Regions from separate parts of the Mus musculus genome. Here region 1 is linked to region 2. The links are chromatin loops, found by intact Hi-C in ENCODE. Cell type or tissue: gastrocnemius. All regions are shown on one strand.

Evidence for each region. Peaks named below come from ENCODE experiments on the same cell type or tissue, not always from the same donor. Only the 100,000 strongest peaks of a DNase experiment are listed, where the experiment ranks them.
Region 1: a loop joins it to region 2, with 16 times the contacts of the local background. A loop is called at or near these places in 12 of 42 quality-filtered maps.

Annotation. Positions count from the first base shown.
Region 1 is chr3:91,038,255-91,046,254 of GRCm38, reverse strand. No RefSeq gene overlaps it. Among named protein-coding and RNA genes, the nearest start is that of S100a7l2, 49 kb to the left of the region's middle. In gastrocnemius, no CTCF peak of the experiment used is centred here; a DNase peak (open chromatin) is centred at 3,178.
Region 2 is chr3:91,469,997-91,477,996 of GRCm38, reverse strand. No RefSeq gene overlaps it. Among named protein-coding and RNA genes, the nearest start is that of Gm36323, 160 kb to the left of the region's middle. In gastrocnemius, no CTCF peak of the experiment used is centred here; no DNase peak of the experiment used is centred here.

The sequences.
Region 1 (8,000 bases), 430 kb after region 2:
AATAAACCAAAACTCTCACCTCCACCTGGTTTTGGTCTTGCTTTAGTTCAGTATTTTATCACTATGTTTTTTCATCATGTTTAAAATGGTACTGTATATCCTGTGCCATTATTTGTTGCAAGTGTGTAGTATGCATTTAGATTAGAGAGGATTAGAGTTAAGAGACAGTATGAGTGTCAGAAGAGACTTTGAACCTTGGACCTTTAAACAATGTTGAGACTGCTAAAGAATACAGGTACTTTTGAAATTAGAGTAATTGTGGTTTTGCATTATGATGTGCCTGCAAGACTATAGGGAAGAGGAAGTAGACTGAGTTGGTTTGAATAATAATGAGCCCCATGGGATATTAGATTTAAAGGCTTAGTCATCAGAGAATGGCGGCACTTGGGTAGAATTAAGAGATATTGCCTTGTTGGAGTAGGGCTGGCCTTTTTGGAGGAACTGTGTCACTGGGGTCATCTTTATGGGTTCAGAAGTACAGGCTAGGCTCCGTGTCTCTATTCTCACTGTTTATGAATGAATATATAAAATTCTCATTTATATCTCCAGCAGCATGTCTATTCCTATGAGTCTTTCTGTAAAGACCCTATATCTGAAGAGGAATGCTGGAGATCTAGCATTGGAACAGAGACAAATGGGATATAATTGCCCATAAACTCATTTCTAAGTCCCCTGAAACCCATATTTCCTTGCTTTGGGTAACTTGTAACATTTTTGGATACTTTAGACTGTGGCGTCCTTATTTGTGTGGTAAAAGTTTTGACTCTTCTCCAACAAACTGCATTGTGGAAGTGGAGATGGGTCAATGTCAGTAATGTCCACGAAGACCTTTTTGAGCTGTCATGCTGAAGGACTTACAGGGGAGGTTGCAGTTGTTTCATAACTTTCTGTACTTCCTTTCAGAAGCCCTCTGAGTAAAGACCACTTGAGGAAATGACTCAGAGTTTTTCATCCTCATGACCTCTGTAAAATGATGTAGTTGGCTTGATTTCTTCTTAAAACTTGTTTCTTCATATATCAGGGCCTGAGAAATCCAAAGAGTGATATAATGAAATGAAAACGTACAGAAAGCACCCTAATAGGGGAAACTTGTGTATGAGGATAAGGTACCTGACCAGTCTCCTAATAAAAAGCTGCATTACATGATGTTATGCTGTAGACAGAGTGGAACTATAAATAAGAACTTTCAGAAGTGGCTAGAAGTGTTCACTTCCTGCTATTATATCTTAGCAAGCTCTCACCGATGAGCCAGGCCACAGACTCATCTGCTGTTGAGTGGACTTTCCCTTTGTCCTTTTGTGAACAAAAATTGATATTAGTGTTGCATGAGAGATCACAGAATGGCATATAAAAAAATCTACCCAAGGCTCTGCCTCTCTCATTGTTTTTTACACTGAGTCTCTACCTGCCTTTGGTCGTACATTGGGGACCCTCTAAAGGGAGATCCATTAACCTCAACAAATAAAGAGGTAAAGGCCACAGCAATCACAGGAAGCTCCCTGAATAAAGGACAAAGTGTCTCTTTAATAAATAGAATATTTCCCACCATTGAAGTGTGATATGCCTCCACCAGAATGTGACCTTTGATGGTTTCCTTTCTCTTAAGAAGCCTAGAAGCCCTCTGAAAAATAGGACATCTTTATTTTCACCCTGAGAGTTTTTGAGTGGGCAAGAGTCTGCCCTACCTGGCTTTCTCTCTTATTTTTCACAGGGATTCCCTTTCATCTTTGTCTCTTTTTAAGAAACTGAGCCCTCCAGTGACTAAGGACAAGTTTAAACAGTGTCCCCTTCTCCAGACATTACTTTTGCTGGCCTAGGATGGAACTCACTACCTGGAAATGTAGGGTTCAGGCTCTGCATTCTCCAAAAGAAGAGGGTAGCTAGAAATCCCTAACAAAAGTGACAGGACAGAGATGTCTGATGTGCAGATGAAGGCAGAGGAAGTCAGATGAAATCAGACTGGACTCTAGTCCTCTGATTAATCCCAAATGCTTTAACCCTTAGGAAGCCCAATTTGCTAGAATTCCTTCCTAATAGGAACCTTCAACGTGCCCTGGAATTATGTTCCCTGAGGATTTGATGAACTGTGGCTCTAGAGTCAGATCTGCTTCAGGAATCTGAGGGCTGAGGGTTCAGGTAGCTCCCTTCTTAATACCTCCACTAGGGTATTCAAGAGAGGAGAGGAGGAAGAAAAGAAGTAGAAAACTGTTCCCAGGACCCAGCTCACCATGTTATCACTGCTACTTCTGTCCCATGTCCATTTATTCATTTATTCTAAATTCAGCCCAAAAAAACTGCCAATGGCCTATAATCTTCATCCCTGTTTTTTTTTTTTTTCTTTCTGTGCCATTTTGAAGATGTTTAGAGGTTACCTGGATGGGCATTTCTTTTATTAGGTTAGGAAGTGTGGGGACACGTGGACCATGCCACAAGAGAAACTGGCACTGAACTGATGAAATAGAGCATGTTCAAACCCCCAGACTTGTGGAAGTGGAACTAGCTTCCTCCCTGTTTCTAAGTCTGTCTTAGAGATCATAACCAGGGGAACCCCAACAGATAGGCAGTCATGTACCCAGCATCTGGAATGCTTCTTCATGTTAATGAGGCATCTCCATTGCCTTAGCTTTCAGTCAATGATGTTTTCCCTCCCTGGTTATTCTTACCCTCAAACTATTTAACATTTGTTTCATCTTGAATAGAGCATATACATTCCAACCCACCCTGAATGAAGAAATATGAACAAACTAAGACCATCTCAGAAAGCTGCTTCATTAAAGATTCTCAGAGAAGGCCTCCTTCACCCTGCTACATACCCCATTCACTCCCAACTGGACCAGAATCCTGCTTGTCTGGGACCGCACTTCACCCCCTCCTGGGCTGGAAGGCAGCACCATTTGAAAGCCCCAAAGGGAAGACTGTACCTGTTCCTGACTTCATCCTGTCCTCTCCAAGCCAATGTACCCGGGGTGCTTAGACACCTCTTCCAATAGGAGGGGCAGAACCCAGAAAAACAAGGAAACTTTCCTGATATAATTTTATTGAAATGATGACCCCTTCCTGAACTGCATCTGGTACCATGGGACCTGTGTTGGGAGCAAGCCAGAGATGGCCTCCAGTCTTGTGCCATGTGTTCCTGGCCAGAACTGATGACCCTACCCCTGCCTGGGGCCAGATGGCCTTGATGGGAAGTGAGTCAGAGAGGAAACAACTCCTGCCTGGAGCCACATGTCCTGGGCAGAGAAAGAGCAAGAGGTGGACTCTAGTGTGGTGTCCCAGATCCCTGACGAAGAGCTAGCCTGAGAAGACCACCAGTACTGCACTGCTCAGGGGTGGGCGGGCAAACCATGCCAAAGACAACCTTCACCAGGTTCTACACAACTAGGTGTGAAACTAGTCTAACACCACAGGTAATGTAGGAAGAAAACCTGAATTGACCTCCAGTCTGCCACCACACAGGCCCGGGTGGGAAAACCACTCCCAAGATGACCCCTGCCTAGTGCCACACAGCAGGGGCAGGGCATGGAACCATTTTTGAGATGACTCCAGACACTCAGAGATCCTAGGCACCACTAAGAAGATAAAGTAGTGAAGAAATAGAAGAGAAAGAGAAACAGAAGAATGTGTGCACATTGAAGAGAAGTAGAACTGGAGACTTGATGGTAGTGAGGAACAGTATTTACTGATATAAATACTATTGATGCCACCTAAAGATATGGTGAGATTGTGGCCTGTTCTGCCATCAAGGGTCATTTCTGGGTCTGTGGCCCTGCAGCAGCAGGGAGTCTATTACCACCAAAGGCTAGGCAAATGACCCTGGGCTGGGCTGCCACTCGGGGTCCTATTGACATTGACGTCTGAGGGCTATGCAAAACTGAACACACCCCTTGCCTAGGCATTATGGGAGAGCTGAATCTGGGGTCATGAGAGTGAAAGACCTGGTCCTGACCATCACCAGCTGGAGCACTAAGAGAGTAGGTCCCACACCCTGTCTGAACACTAAGTAGAGCTGATCCTGAAGGCAGTGGTGGGAGTTTAGGGGTGGGACGATGGAGGCCTGGATGAACTGCCTGAAGATGTGAACATGTCTACCCTCCTGTGACATGGGTGAGAAAAACGATGCTGTCTCCCAGGCCCCTTGCAACCTCTGACAGACAGAAGGGCTAGCCCTGCCTCTCACCTCCTGCAGTGCTCAGCAAAGCCATACCTATACCTTGCCTTAGCAGCATAGAAGAGTAGGCCCTAGAGGTATGGTTATAGGTTTGCCAGCCTCAAGGATGTGAGAATAGGCCCTGCAACTTGTCTGCAGAGCAGTGGCATGGGCAAGGGAGAGAATGTGCTCCTCCCCATTTTGTCCCTCACCACTTATGGCAGGAAGGCAGGCAAGCCAAACTTCCTGAGAATGAAAGGGCTGGCCTCGCTCCCTGTCTGGGTTGGAGCACGTGGGAAAGCAGGCTCTGTACCATGTCTGTGCATTACCGAAAAGCAGGCTATGATGATGTGGGTACAAATGAACAGACACTGAGAGCATAAGGGCAGAAGAGTTGCCTCTTTCCCCTTACTGGCTATGGCATTGGATGAAGTAGCCTGAGCACTACTGAGGAGCTTTCCACACTGGTGTGGGTGCAGGATAACTGGTGGACTGACCAGCTCCTAGCACAGACCTGGGGTTTTGAATTGACCCACTGCAACATCTGTCCCATAAGTGAACTGCAGGAGCATGTGACGGGGCAAGTCCTAAAGATCCAAAGCTGCAGGATATTTGAGAGAAGTCCTAGTGAAGTTCTAGTTTTGATAGTATAGCAGAAGGTTACAGGGGTAAAGGGCAGGTACTAGAGGACAGGAAGATTGATGTACATGATGTAAAATTCACCAAAAAAAGAAAAGGTTTAAAAGAAGAAAAGAAATATTCTCTTGGTCTTTGTGTTGTATGCTTCTCCTTCTTCTATGACGAGAATTCTAATGTTTATGTGTTTTGTTTTGTTCTGTTTTGCTTTGGTTTGAGGGAAGGGTGACTAAACTCCCAATGTTCTGATTGTGTTTCATTTTTAATTTAGAACAAGTCCTCTACTTCATCTTCTACCTTGACATACTGTTCTCCATATCGAGGAGGCTCTCCAATTCAATTTCTATTTAACGTATTAGATTCTTCATTTCTAGCATTATTTTATTTTAAGTGTTTCCAATGTTTACACATCCCAGTCAGTGAGGCTAAGTTCCTGCAGATCAAAAAAACTGTCAAAGATCTGCCTAGAGAAATAAGTGGAGTCCAAGCAACTGAGCTCAAGAGTAGTGCGAAGAAAGCACTTCTTGCTTTTATTTTGAAAGCAATCAAAGCATGAGTGATGTTTAAAAAAAAAACTTAGCTTAAATGAGTGCAAGTACAGTGAGGGAATACACCTGCTGTTATATCGTATCATCTTTGGATATGTGAAAAGAGCCAAGAATATTCCTCCCAGTCCTCTACCTTTCCCACAGAAATAATGTGGGCATGTCAGAGCATTCCCTTCATGTCCTGGCTTTCAAGTCCATTCACTTATCACCATTTATGAAATTCTTTTTAGAAGGTCACATTTTAGGAAGAGTATTCTGCATTCTGTCCCATACATAGTTCACAGTCTTCATTCACATATTCCCACAAGTATCCCTTTTGGTTTTGCAGAATGTCAGAGAACAAAATATAAGCAAGCATAGCCTGAGTTAGCTTTATCACACAATTTTGTATACATTAGGCAACTGTTGGTTGGTGCATAATTATTAATGGTGCTATCAGAGGAGGACTAACAGAGGTCACAATCCACCTGAAGCATTGTAACCAATACATAGGTTACAGAATTTCAACTAATTCTCTATATACAAAATCTAACTGATTTTGTGTGTTATGTAAAAATGTTCAAATTTTGAAGTATTATCTGCCAGAAATGTGTTTACAGTCAACATGCTCTTTTTATAAGTAAATAATCTGTTGCTACTGAATCATCTTTTTTACAGATTCAGCTCTTTATTGGACATGTTAACATAAGCAGTTTAGTCAAAAATACCAAAGCCTATGTGCTTGGCCCAAGTAGTGGCACTATTAGAGGGTGCAGCCCTATTGGAGTAAGTGTGGCCTTATTGGAGAAAGTTTTTGACTGTCGGTGTGGGCTTTAAGACACTCATCCTAGTTCCTTGGAAGCCAGTATGCTGCTAGCAGCCTTCAGATGAAGATGTAGAACTCTCAGCTCCTCTTGCACCATGTCTGCCCAGATGCTGCCATGTTCCTGTCTTGATGATAATGGATTGAACCCCTGAACCTGTAAGCCAGTCAAAATAAAATGTTGTTCTTATTAGAGTTACCTTGGTGATGGTGTCTGTTCACAGCAATACAACCCTAACTAAGACATCCTATGTCATCAACTGATTCCTTAGGTTCTTCATTCTTTGCTTCTACTTTCCTTTCCTCAACTGGAACATTAGTGGTGGATGAGTCAGGACTACCAGCAGGCATGGCTCCAGCTGCTGAACCAGGTGCACCAGCCCCTAAGTGACAGATGAACCTCTCAATCTTGATATTGGCCAGGGCCTTTGGAAACAAACCAGGCCAGAAAGATTCAACATTGAAATCAGCATCTTTAATGAGGGCATTGATTTCATCTTTCATGACCTTCACCTCTTGGTCATGCAGAATGAGGACAAAGTAGATGCACCCCTAAAATTATTTTGGTGATACTTTACAACTGTAATTTTCTACTGTTACAAATCATAATGAAAATGTCTGATATGTAGGGCATCTAATATGTAATCCTCAAAGGGGTTGTTAACCACATGTTGGGAAACTCTGTTTTAGATAATCATGGTTGCATTATCCTATAGTCTAATCCATCGATTTCTTCTTTTTATTGTTATAAATAACACTTAATGGCACAGTGTTTGTGTTCTTCACAGTACTTGTCTTGTAGGGTCACATGTTGTGGTAGTTTAAATAAAAGCGGTCCCCATAAATTTATATATTGTAATGCTTGGTCATCAAGAAATAGCACTACTTTAGAGGATTTATGAGATGTGGACTTGGTTTTTTTTTAATAAATGTGGCAAGGAGACTAGATAGGGATAGAGTGGAAGCTCAGGGGTAATGACTTAGCTATAAATCAAGTCTAGTTTTTGTTGCACTAAAACTAGAGAAAAATATTTCTGCACTATGGATGACCACCACTTACTTTTGGAAGATTTGTGGGAGCAATTCAAATGATTATGTAGATTTTGTGGCTAAACTACAGGACAATCTGAGGCAACAGATTCCCAACCTTAGGGTTGTGTACCCTTTCACGGGCTGGCCTACAAACTTGTAAAACTAAGATAATTACATTATAATTCATAACACTAGCAAAACTTACAGTTATGAAGTAGAAACAAAAATAACTTTATGAATGGGAGCCACCACAACATGAGAAACTATGTTAAAGGGCCACAGCATTAGGAAGGTAGGGAACTACCAATCTATGGAAACTATACTCCAAGCTGATCTCAGGGATATACTAGCAGAGATTCTGGCTTTTGGTAATGCCAGTTCAGAATGTCAGAGGGTTGTATCCCATGACAAGATACACAAGATCTTTGAAAGATTATTTCAGAGCCTGCCTAGATGTGTCTTTCTGCTGTGCTATATGTCTGCTTTGTCCCTAGGATGCCCAAGCACTGCAAGGCAAGCTGCTCAGATGAGACAGAACACAATCTGTAATAGGGATCACAGTCCGTGTTTCCCCAGTTGAGAAACAGCAGTGGAGTCTAAGGAATATGCTGTGGTTCCTAGTCACTTATGTACCCAGATACCACTGGCATCCTGCTGAAAGTCTGGAACCGGGGGTGGGGTCGGGTTTGGGGAGGGGGTGTCAGCAGGTCTGTGCTTTCCCTCAGGATGTCTATACATCAGGAAGGAAACAGAAGGCTGACCAGAGGAATGGGGCAGAATCTGGTTGGTTCTGAGTGAGTGCCAAGAGTGTGGAGGGGCTGGAAGACTGAAGGCC
Region 2 (8,000 bases):
ATGATATGATAGTATATATAAGTGATCCTAAAAATTCCACCAGAAAACTCTAAACCTGATAAACAGCTTCAGTAAATTAGCTCGATATAAAATTAACTCAAACAAATCAATGGCTTTTCTCTTCACAAAGGATAAACAGACTGAGAAAGAAATTAGGGAAACTACATGCTTCATAATACTCACAAATAATATATAGTACCTTGGTATGACTCTAACTAAGGAAGTGAAATATCTGTATGATAAGAACTTCAAGTGTCTGAAGAAAGAAATCAAAGAAGATCTCAAAAGATGGAAAGATACCCATGCTCATTCAGTGGCAGGATTTATATAGTCAAAATGGTTTCCTGCCAAAGGCAATCTACAGATTCAATGCAATCCCCCTCAAAATTCCAAATGAATTCTTCACTGAGTTAGAAAGAGCAATTTGCAAATTTATCAGGAATATCAAAAAAGCTAGGTTACCCAAAACTATTCTCAACAATAAAAGAATCTCTGGTGGAATCATCATGTCTGAGCTTAAGATGTACTACAGAGCAATTTTGGGAAAAAAAAAACCCTGCAAGTATAGCTACAGGCAGGTAGATCAAAGGAATTCAATTGAAGACCTAGAAATGAACCTATTCACCTATGGTCACTTGAATTTGACAAAGGAGATAAAACCATCCAGTGGAAAAAAGACATTTTCAACAAGTGGTGCTGACTCCTCTGGAGGTTATTATGTAGAAAATGTGAGTTGATTCATTCTTATCTCCGTGTACTAAGGTCAAGTCTAAGTGTATCAAGGAACTCCAAATAAAACCAGAGACACTGAAACTTATAGAGGAGAAAGTGGAGAAAACCCTCGAAGATATGGGCACAGGAAAACAAAATCCTGAACAGAACAGGAATGGCTTCTACGGTAAGATCGAGAATTGACAAATGGGCATAAAATTGCAATGCCTCTGTAAGGTAAAAGACTTTCATTGAGACAAAAAGGCCACCAACAGATTGGGAAAGGATCTTTACCAATCCTAGATCAGATAGCAGACTAATATCCAATGTATATATAAAGAACTCAAGAAGATTGACTTCAGAAAATCAAATAACCCTATTAAAAATGAGGTACAGAGCTAAACAAAGAATTCTCAACTGAGGAATACCAAAGGGATGAGAAGAACCTAAAAAAGTGTTCAACAACCTTAATCATCAGGGAAATGCAAATCAAAACAAGACTGAGATTCCACCTCAAACCAGTCAGAGTGGCTAAGATCAAATATTCAGGTGACAGCAGATGCTGACGAGGATGTGGAGAAAGAGGGACATTAGTCCATTGTTAGTGGGATTGCAAGCTGGTACAACCACTCTGGAAATCAGTCTGGCAGTTCCTCAGAAAACTGGACATAGTACTACAGGAAGATTCAGCAATTCCTCTCCTGGGCATATACCCAGAAGATGTTCCACCATGTAAGAAGGACACATGCTCTACTCTGTTCATAGCAGCCTTATTTATAATAGCCAGAAGCTGGACAGAACCCAGATGTCCCTCAACATAGAAATGGATAGAGAAAATGTGGTACATTTACATAATGGAGTACTACTAAGTAATTAAAAACAATGAATTCATGAAATTCTTAGGCAAAAGGATACATCTGGAGGATGTCATTCTGGGTGAGGTAACCCAATCAGAAAAGAACACACATGGTATGCACTCACTGATAAGTGGTTATTATTCCAGAAACTGAGACTATCCAGACACAATTTTCAAAACACATGAAAATCAAGAAGAAGGATGACCAAAGTGTGGATATTTCATTCCTTCTTAGAAAGGGGAACAAAATACACATGGAAAGATTTACAGAGACAAAGTTCAGACCTAAGTTGGATGGAAAGGCCATCCAGAGACTGGCCACCTGGGGATCCATCCCATATACCACAACCAAACCCATACACTATTGCATATGCCAGACTTTGCTGACAGGACCCTGATATAGCTATCTCTTGTGAGGCTATGCCTATGCCTGGCAAATACAGAAGATGATACTCATAGTCATCTATTGGATGTAACACAGGGACCCCAGTGGAGGAGCTAGAGAAAGTACCCAAGGAACTGACAGGGTCTGCAACACTATAGGTGGAACAAAAATATTAACTAATCATTACCCCCAGTCTTATGTCTCTAGCTGCATAAGTAGCAGAAGATGGCCTAGTCGTCCATTAATGGGAACAGAGGCCCCTTGATCTTGCAAACTATATATGCCCCAGGACGCAGGAATGCCAAGGCCAAGAAGTTGGATTGAGTGGGTAGGGGAGCAGGGTGGGGGAGGGTATAGGGGATTTTAGGAATAGCATTTGCAATGTAAATGAAGAAACTATCTAATAAAAGATTGAAAAAATATAGTATTAACCATGCCCCCTCCCCCCCAAAAATTCCCCTATCACCTTCATGAATTGAGAATTTAGATCTGAATCTTGCTTTATAGGTTTGGTGGGATATTCCAGATTGCTGTTGTCTAAGTACTGGTTTCTGAATTTACTAATTCAAATTGGTTTCTGATGCTTATGTTCTTATGCTTGCCTATCACCTATCATCTGGCAATCTCTGGTGCTATGTGGCCTCCCTTGTCTGACTGAAGCCTATCTTTCCTGAGAGCCTATGATTCAGCAATCCTATGATTCTGGATGTATGAGAATACCCTGGGAAGTTGAGTTGGAACTGAGGTGTGAACTGTGAGGGTATGGGTCAAGTGTTAAGGCTCTTCTCCCAGCACAGATGTGAACTGGAAGACCTTTTAATGCCTTCTATTTTTGTATATATTAACATAATTTCTTGCTTATTTTATGGGCCTTCTCTTAATATGGAAACACCTGTAATTAATACTCTTAGATAAAAGGGAATCCCCATAATGGCCCTCCAATGAAAGTAACTAGCAGTGTACTTGATCAGACTTAGTATGAATCAGGACCATCATCATTTGAGATAAGGATAAAGGGAAGGATAAAGGGTTTCATCTGTGTTACAAGTAAGAGGAGATTCATTCTGCTGCCAGAGAAAGTTTCTTCCAAGGAACCTTTCGTTTCATATTATATTTTCATTCTATGCCAAGGAAACCAAAAGGTGTTTGTTGTTTCTGAGATAACACAAACAAAAACATTACCTTACAGCTTAAACCTAGAGAGGTTAGAGGAGACCCCCAGACAGGTGTTAGCAATGACATCAGCTCCTTTTAGTTATTAGAATAGAAAATGTCTACTGGAGAAATGTAAATTCCTATGTAACAGTTCAAACAAATGTACATAATATTCTAGATACTCATTGTCATGGTATCTTATAGCTCTCTCTGACTCCTTTATGGCTTTTGTAAATAGCACGTTGTGGTTCAGAATTACAGTTCCACAATACATTATTTACATGGTGTGGTACATTGGATAGCAATGGCCTCCATAGCTCATTAGGGAGTGCTACTATCTGAGAGGGACTAGGGAACGTGGTCGTTTTTTGGAGTTCGAAGCCCAAATAAGTAACAATGGCTCCATCTGCATGCTGCCTGTGGATCCCTATTGTGGGCAACTTCTGGCTATATTTTCAGGTTCTCCCTTGAAGATAGCAGAGTGGGAAGAACATCAACAGGGGCAAGACTTAGTCTTGGGAGATATAATTTTTTTATAATGAAATATTTACCTGTTTTTTACTCTTTCATTTATTTACATTCCAAATATTTCCCCATTTCCTGGTCCAACCTCCAAGAGTTCTTCACATCATCCACCCTTGCCTTTGTCTCTGAGAGGGTGCTCCCCACACCACCACCTCAGCTTAATCACCCCCCTCACCTAACCACCAAACCCAGCTCTGTCAGCCCCTGCCACCCCCAACACACACACACATATGCTCCTTCCCTTGCACATCTAATCCTGAGAGGATAAGGCACATCCTCTCCCACTGAGGTCATATAATGCAGGTCTCTCCTACATCTGTGCTGTGGGCCATGGACCAGCCTATGTATTCTCTTTGGTTGGTGGTTTAGTCTCTTGGAGCTTCCAGGGGCTTAGGTTGGTTGATATTATTGGTCTGGATTGGTTAATATTATTGGTTTTCCTGTGGGCGACCATCCTCTTAAACTCCTTCAGTACTTCCCTCTTTGCTTGTTTTAAATCTAAGTTAATTTGCAGTGGTAGTAGCTGACCTGTCTGAGTTCCTCTGAGGCCAGAAACTGCAGGCTCTGGAGATTAGAACCTCATAGTAAAACAGAGGGTAGATTAAGTAAAAGGATTTATTGCTACTACTCCTTTTTCTGGTGAGTCAGCCAGAAGCCTCTTCACCTAAGCTCGTTAACATTTTGTGAACCAGAGAGGAAGGAAATGAAAAGAATTAAGATACTTTATACAGGCAAATATGCAAAGACACATATATATTCATACACTCACACTCTGGCCTTGCCTGATTGTGTGTCTCAGTTAACAACACAATTACTCTTGCATGCTTATACACACACACAAATACTTGCCCATAAACATATGGACAAACAGACATACACATTTGGATAGATGGTTGGATGGATGGATGGATGGATGGATGGATGGATGGATGGTCAGATGGGGCAGAACTCTCCAAGCCAAACCATTCAACCAAGAACTTTATTTTTTCTCTCATCTTTTTATACATTCTTAGATGAAAAGTTCTTTAGAAATTTACCTTAAGTATAAAATGTTACATAAAATGGGAGTTACAGAAGGATAGTGATATTAAGCTTAAAGGAGTGGGTTATTTCTACATGTTCATTATAAGTTCAAATCAACAGTTTTCACATAGCTTTTGTTAACATTTCTTCAAGATTTTGCCCCACCATTACCTGCCAACAGGTATGCTTGACTCAGTATAAAAGAGGCTGCTTGTCTGCACTTGGTGCTCTCTTGCTCCCTTACTATCTTTTCCTCTTCACTTTCTATGCCTTCTCTCCCTATTCATCTCCCTCCCATCTCTGTACATGCTCTCTCTCTCCTTCCCCCCCCCCCTCTCTCTCTCTCTCTCTCTCTCTCCTCTCTCTCTCTCTCTCTCTCTCTCTCTCTCTCTCTCTCTCTCTCTCTCTCTCTCTCTCTCTCTCTCTCCTCATTTCCAAATTCCCCTTTGCATTCCCTAAATAAACTCTATTCTATACTATGTCATGTGAATGGTTCCTCAGGAAGAAGAAATGCCTCATCCCCCAGCACCATATTCTGCCTTTACCAAACATATATCTGTTTCCTTCTTTCCTTTTATAAAATGCTACAGTCTAGCCTTTCAAAGTTCACAACTGTCACTTTATGTTTGGACTTAAATGTTTTTCCTTGAAGACAAATTTGTCCCAAGTCTATTTCTCTTTTTACCCTAATTATTAATGCTCACTATCATTCTTATTATACATCCTTTATTTACTATTTTGAGGAGTGTGAACATTCTATTCGTGACACTAACTTCATTACATCTTTCTAGAAAGGCAAGTAAGACTATCTCTAACACTTTCTTCTTAAAATTATTTAAATCAAATCAGAAATTCTATTGAATTATCTGTTTGTCTATATAGCATCACTACAAAATATATATCTTTGTATATATTAAATATTATCAAGAAAAGCATACTAATATTGGGAAACTTTCCTCAAATATAATCTACCCTCCTTTGTCTAAATAAATTCATAATGGCTTTACAGTCCACAATGAAGCCATCTCAGACAGATCACCTTCTAGTTTTCAGCTTCTGCTAGATGACTTCTGAAAAATACAATGTAGAACTGTTAACTATATCACTAGTACCATGTCTGCCTATATGCTGCCCTGCTTCATGCCATGATGATACTTGCCTAACCCTTTGAACTAGGAAGCAAACCTCAATTAGATACTTTTTTAAATAATAGTTGCCATAGTAATGTTCTCTCTTCAGTGCAATAGAATACTGTCTAAAATGCATAGCATTCTGTTCTTTATATAACATGAAAGCATTATAAATATATTGAAGTTTTGAAACTATTATGCAAAGCCATTATCAATTTTGATAATGTTATCTTAGATATTTCCATAGAGGCCAAGAAAGTCTGTGAAATGACATGAAGGACATGTTCTCCATGTTGAGGTGTGGCCCATGACATATTTGAGAAAGTATCTATAGTCAAATGGGAATATTTTTCTTGACTAATTCCAGTCTATAGTAATATCCATTTGTCAAATTTGTACCACAGTGGACTAGAACCAAATTTACTACAATTGGAATGTTGTAGACCTATTTTTTATATTTGTTTGTTTGATTCTTAGATAAAATTTTGCTTGCAGAAATGAAACTGGATTGTGATTTAGAGTGTGTCAGCCAGTGGACTGTAGGGCAAGTGTAAGTGAAGACAGAGTATAGACTAGAATATCTGTCTATGTGTTCATTGCACCAAGGTGTAAGATGACCTCAAGTAAGCACATATGGATTATATAGAGTTGCGACTCCTGGAATAAATTATTTATTGAACAAGACACAAAAGATTATGGATAACATTATCATCCATAGCTGATATAGTGATGTATATGAAATATTTCTAAAACTATTTTCACAATTCAGATTCTTGACATTTCCACAATATGCTAGGGAAGCCAGCTAATACTTAAGGACATTTTATTATGTGTCTTGTGTACAGGTGTTTTCTTATGTCTCTTTCAAGAACCTATGTAGCCTCACAACACAAGAGGAAAAATCATTATTAATAGCAGTTTGTCTTAGTCAAAATAACAAATTGTGGAATTTTTCTTCAATAAGCAATGATTGCTTCAAACAAAACACACTAAATATTTCCTATGATAAAATTTCATTGTACATGTAATTGCAGTTACCATGATTTTATCTATGCCCTGACTAAGGGAAAGTTATTATAATAATGTAGAATACTAAGTGGGGAAGCTTACTGGTGAGGATAAGGTAATTTACCAATCTCCTATTGAAAAGCCAAATTACATGAGGCTAACTTGTAGATAAAATAGAACAGGGAGGCTTGTGGGGTCGGGCTGCAGGTGATCTTTAACACTATTATATTTTGGCAAGAATTTACTGAGGAGCTAGAGTATATTTGGCGTAAACATAGCTCTGTTGAGGAGTGGACTTTCACCTCACATATTTAGGAGAAGTATGGTAGTAATTTTTTGGGAGAGATCACAGAATGTGATATAACATGTTGATCCAAGGCTCTGCATCTCCATTTGAAATTGTTATTGAAAAATTTTTCTCTCTGCTTTTTGTCTCAGGCTGTTGACTCTTTGAAAGGAACTACATCATGGAACTACTACCAGGGGCCAAAGAATGCACAGTTAAGTTTTCTGAATAAAGGATATGTTTCTTTTCCAAATGCAATTTCACTCAAAGAATAGTGTAAAACCCTCTCACAGAAATATAGATTGTAGGGATTTTGACTGTTTTGTGTAGCCCTGGAGCTTTCTGAAAACTGGAATATCTCCATTTTTATGCTGGGAGTTTGGTGAATGGATATGTGTTAATTCTTTTTAGGTTTTCTCTCCTTATTATTCTTGGATATTTGCATTAATCATTTTCTTTTCTTAGGAAAAACTCACCAAAGTCTAAGAAGACAGAACAATCTATGAATGTTACTTCAGATATATGTATTGTTCTACTCCTAGGTACAATCCTATTCCAGGCATAAGTAATGCAAAACACAAAAAAAAGCAAAGCAAATAAAATAACAAACAACAGCAAGAACACCAAAGAAACATCAAATCCATACAGTACTCAATATTGTGACACCAAAGAATGTGATGTGAGGTGCAGGGATGCTTTGTAAACATCTGAAGCTTTCTAAGTATGCCTCTGGCTTGGGGATCCTTTCTGAAAACTGATGATTTTGAAAAAAAAAAAAAACTTTGGTGCTGGTCTTGAGAGAATATCTACCATATATGATCATTGACATAGTTCTTCATACCCACCATAGAGCCCAAGTCCACAGAACCTTGGGTTCACAAGTAAACACATGTTTTCTAACAAATAACAGGAGAATCACAG